2 separate regions of the Homo sapiens genome follow, and region 2 is linked to region 1. Evidence: chromatin loops called from intact Hi-C (ENCODE). Cell type or tissue: dorsolateral prefrontal cortex. All regions are shown on one strand.

The links. Peaks named below come from ENCODE experiments on the same cell type or tissue, not always from the same donor. Only the 100,000 strongest peaks of a DNase experiment are listed, where the experiment ranks them.
Region 2: it touches region 1 in a loop (2.2-fold over the local background); 2 of 110 quality-filtered maps call a loop at or near these places.

What each region holds. Positions count from the first base shown.
Region 1 is chr13:53,068,485-53,070,984 of GRCh38, reverse strand. No RefSeq gene overlaps it. Among named protein-coding and RNA genes, the nearest start is that of OLFM4, 41 kb to the right of the region's middle. In dorsolateral prefrontal cortex, a CTCF peak has its summit at 1,515; a DNase peak (open chromatin) is centred at 1,963; H3K4me3 peaks cover 600 bases; H3K27ac peaks cover 855 bases.
Region 2 is chr13:52,846,204-52,848,703 of GRCh38, reverse strand. It overlaps PCDH8 (protocadherin 8), which reads left to right and starts at 64. Exons shown (of 3, transcript NM_002590.4): 1 at 64-2,500. The coding sequence starts at 268. RefSeq lists enhancers at 101-990, 991-1,879. In dorsolateral prefrontal cortex, CTCF peaks have their summits at 1,339, 1,543 and 2,386 (motif pointing right); DNase peaks (open chromatin) are centred at 43, 1,523 and 2,362; H3K4me3 peaks cover 2,500 bases; H3K27ac peaks cover 2,116 bases; H3K27me3 peaks cover 2,500 bases.

The DNA.
Region 1 (2,500 bases):
AAACTACAGTAACTCTTAAACTCATGTCCCCCTCATCTACTGTATGCCAAACTCATGTCCACACAGCCATCAAATTCCCTCCTTTAAAGCCACCAATGACTTCTGGTTATTCTTTAGAATAAAATCCAGGAAACTTATGATGGCTTTCAAGTTTCTACCTGATCTGGCCCCTGCCTGCTCTCCTCATATTTATTTACTTCTTTATCGGTTTTGTGTCTGTTTGTCCAAGTAGAAAATTTACTGTAGGAAAGGATATTTTTTGGTTTGTATACTTCTATAATTGCAATGTCTAGCACAGTGCCTGGTTTATACTAAACCCACAAAAATATTGGTTGGGTATATAAATTACTGTTATCTGTGACATGTAGAAGAATATAAACTCCTCCCTAAAGCAGCTTCCTAGAGTTGTTGGTTTGAGGATCTAAAGAAGTATAATGGCCTATAAAGCAGACTTGGGTTTCAGGCATTGCATCAGTACTTTAATTGACAGCATGAGTCTAGGAAAATCCTCAGCCTCAATTTCTCTATTTGTTAATGTTCTTTCCCACGATGGATGTGATAATTCTACTCATTTAGCAAACTTTATTGAATGACTACCATCTTCATGGCACTACACTGGGTGCCAACAAGGCCAAGATGAATAAGACACAGCACTTGTCTAGGAGAAATGCACAGGCTATTTAGGGGTGAGGTGAGAATAGGTAAACAACGAGTAAGTATAATAATCTTATTGTGTGCTCCAACAGAAAACCAGTGAAAATACAATGCACCACAAAGAAGCAAGTACTCATTACCATCTGATGTTCAGAGTGGAGACCACCCTTGAGCTGGATTTCAATGACAGGTAGGATTTCCCCTGACAGGAGGGTCAGATTACTGCATGGACTACATGCAAAAGGAGGCGGCATTACATCCAGGAAACAGGAAGTAGTTCCAAAACGCTGGTTATAGAGAGTATACAGAGGTATAGGTGACAGGTGAGATTGCACAGGTAGAGCCTGGAGCTTTTATGTCAGGCTAAGGAGTTTCCATCTTATCCTATAGGAGAAGGATTTTAAGCAGAGGCATAACTTAACTAAGTTTGTCTTTTAGAGAGATTAGTCTGATAGCAGCACGGAGGGTAGATTAGGAGGAACATACAATAAAAACAGAGACTAAAGAGGGCAAGCCGTGGTAGTAATCCAGGATAGCAGGGTACCCCAGAGTATCAGAGAGACAGAAAAGGCAGAAGAGGCATGATCATTGAAACATCAATTAAGTCTCCACCGCTAAAGAGAGTGGAAATATCCAAGCTTGGGTGATTGGTTGATATCATTTTTCTAAACACAGGGTACAGGAGGAGGAGCCCATTTAGGAAGAAATATACAAAGTTCCTTCTTGAACCTGAGTCCACTTCTAGGAAAATACACAAGGGCAGGATATAGCTAGTGCTCTTGTTGTTTTAAGAGGGCCATAGTAGCTGGGACTCCTTAACCAAGTGGCGGCCCATTCCTTCATCTTCTCTCAGCCAGGGTGAAAGCAAGTTATGATTGCTTCTTTCCTCATGGGGGTGTAGTGAGGCTTTGTTTCTTTGTTTAAAGAGCTGTACCACATTCAGATGAAAGGAGCTCTGTTAGGAGCATAAGGAGACCATGCACAAAGGAACGTTTAAAGGCCGCCTGAAGGGTAAGAGACAGGCTTGTAGGGGGCTCGTTCTGGCTTCATAATTAGATTTAAAGATCCAGAGATGAAAAACAAAAGATACAGACATCAGAAGATATGGATTAGTTCTCTCTCCAGATGGATTAACATTTGGGTTGTTTTTCCCAGATGTGACTGGCCAGGATTAAAAACATTCCATGGTTCCCGCAAGAGGACATGCTCACGGAGGCAGTGAAGACCCGGGGGGCCTCTAAAGAGACAGCTGTCAGCTCATCAGCTCACCATGGGGACCACACTCTGCAGAAGTGCAGAGGCTGGGACCTCAGGCATGAGATGCAGCCTTTTACAGCCCAGGAAGCCAGCACCAGTCCCTCCACCCTCACAAAGCCCAGGGGGACTGTGCATCAGCCACCAGTGCCCAGAAGCCTGGGAAAACAGAAAGAAGCTTGCTTGGTACTAAGCACCAGATGGCTCCCTTTCAGAAAAGACTTTCTAAGTGTCCACAACAGCCTTTCTTCTCAGCTAACCTTTGAGGCAGCTTCTCCGACTGCACCTGGCTTGCACTAGTTGCTCCTCCCCAGGGGCTCTGTGAAAATGGGTCAGACTTTGTGAGCTCTGGAAAAACAACTCTTCTTCCAGGTTACAAATCTCTGAAAGAAACAGCCCCTTCTGCTTACATGATGTGGCTTCTTAATACTCACTCTTTCCCTCCACTCCCCTCTCCCATTTCTAGCACTTGAGCACTTGAGTCTTATCTATCTTTAAATCCCTGACAAATCACACACTTCCCCCCAAAGCCTTCCCAGATTTCCCAGTAGGGTTTTCTCTCGTGCACACTCTTTCTCCTGTTGCATTTTGT
Region 2 (2,500 bases), 220 kb after region 1:
CTACCCGGCTCGGGTGATTAGCATATCGGCGGCTATAAAGGCAAAGGCGGCGCGAGGCGGCGCAGCTTCTGTAAGAGACGGAGAGGCGCAGAGTGAGGGCGGGTCCGCGCGTCCTCAGAGCCCGCTGGAGGCTCGGAGCTGCTACCCGCAGACTTCTCCCGCACAGGGCTCGCAAAGAGCGTGATTCCGAGAGCCTGAGACTGACGCCCGACCTGGAAACCAGAGAAGACTTCCTTAGCCTTTCGGATCGCACTTGAGGCTGGAGGCATGAGTCCTGTGAGGCGTTGGGGCAGCCCCTGCCTTTTCCCCTTGCAGCTCTTCAGCCTCTGCTGGGTGCTCTCAGTGGCCCAGAGCAAAACAGTCCGATACAGCACCTTCGAGGAGGATGCCCCCGGCACGGTCATCGGGACCCTGGCCGAGGACCTGCATATGAAAGTATCGGGTGACACAAGCTTCCGCCTGATGAAGCAATTCAACAGCTCTCTGCTCCGGGTGCGCGAAGGCGACGGGCAGCTGACCGTCGGGGACGCCGGCCTGGACCGCGAGCGGCTGTGTGGCCAGGCCCCGCAGTGCGTGCTGGCCTTCGATGTGGTCAGCTTCTCGCAGGAGCAGTTCCGGCTGGTGCACGTGGAGGTAGAGGTGAGGGACGTCAACGACCACGCGCCGCGCTTCCCCAGGGCCCAGATCCCGGTAGAGGTGTCCGAGGGTGCGGCAGTGGGCACGCGCATCCCCTTGGAGGTGCCGGTGGACGAGGACGTGGGCGCCAACGGGCTGCAGACCGTGCGCCTGGCCGAGCCGCACAGCCCCTTTCGCGTGGAGCTGCAGACGCGAGCGGACGGCGCTCAGTGCGCAGACCTGGTGCTGCTGCAGGAGCTGGACCGCGAGAGCCAGGCCGCCTACAGCCTGGAGCTGGTGGCCCAGGACGGCGGCCGCCCGCCGCGCTCCGCCACGGCTGCCCTCAGCGTGCGCGTCCTGGATGCGAATGACCACAGCCCGGCCTTCCCGCAGGGCGCCGTGGCCGAAGTGGAGCTGGCGGAAGACGCGCCCGTGGGCTCCCTGCTTCTCGACCTGGACGCAGCCGACCCCGACGAGGGACCTAACGGCGACGTGGTGTTCGCATTTGGCGCCCGCACCCCGCCGGAGGCGCGCCGCCTCTTTCGGCTTGACCCGCGATCAGGCCGCCTCACCCTGGCCGGGCCCGTGGACTACGAGCGTCAGGACACCTACGAGCTGGACGTGCGGGCGCAGGACCGCGGACCCGGGCCCCGCGCTGCCACCTGCAAGGTCATCGTGCGCATCCGAGACGTCAATGACAACGCACCCGACATCGCCATCACCCCGCTGGCCGCCCCAGGCGCGCCGGCAACCTCACCCTTCGCCGCTGCCGCCGCCGCCGCTGCACTCGGGGGAGCGGACGCTAGCTCGCCGGCGGGAGCCGGGACGCCGGAGGCTGGTGCCACTTCGCTGGTGCCGGAGGGGGCGGCGCGCGAGAGCCTGGTGGCCCTGGTCAGCACCTCGGACAGGGACTCGGGCGCCAACGGGCAAGTGCGCTGCGCCCTCTATGGGCACGAGCACTTCCGGCTGCAGCCGGCCTACGCGGGCAGCTACCTGGTGGTGACCGCGGCGTCGCTGGACCGCGAACGCATCGCCGAGTACAACTTGACGCTGGTGGCCGAGGATCGCGGCGCGCCCCCGCTGCGCACAGTGCGGCCCTACACGGTGCGTGTGGGCGACGAGAACGACAACGCGCCGCTCTTCACGCGGCCGGTCTATGAGGTGTCGGTGCGCGAGAACAACCCGCCAGGCGCCTACCTGGCCACGGTGGCCGCCCGCGACCGGGACCTGGGCCGCAACGGCCAGGTCACCTACCGGCTGCTGGAGGCCGAGGTGGGCCGCGCCGGGGGCGCCGTGTCCACTTATGTCTCGGTGGACCCAGCTACCGGAGCCATCTACGCGCTGCGCAGCTTCGACTATGAGACGCTGCGCCAACTCGACGTTCGCATCCAAGCTAGCGACGGCGGCTCCCCTCAGCTTTCCAGCAGCGCCCTAGTGCAAGTGCGCGTGCTGGACCAGAACGACCATGCGCCAGTCCTGGTGCACCCGGCGCCAGCCAATGGCTCCCTAGAAGTGGCGGTGCCTGGGCGCACCGCAAAGGACACGGTTGTGGCCCGTGTGCAGGCCCGGGATGCAGACGAGGGAGCCAACGGGGAGCTGGCGTTCGAGCTGCAGCAGCAGGAGCCGCGCGAAGCCTTCGCCATCGGCCGCCGCACGGGGGAGATACTGCTCACCGGCGACCTCTCGCAGGAGCCACCCGGTCGCGTGTTCAGGGCGCTCCTGGTCATATCCGACGGCGGCCGTCCCCCGCTCACCACCACCGCAACTGTCAGCTTCGTGGTAACAGCAGGGGGCGGGCGTGGGCCGGCTGCGCCTGCCAGTGCAGGAAGCCCGGAGCGTTCCCGCCCGCCTGGCTCTCGGCTCGGGGTGTCCGGGTCGGTGCTGC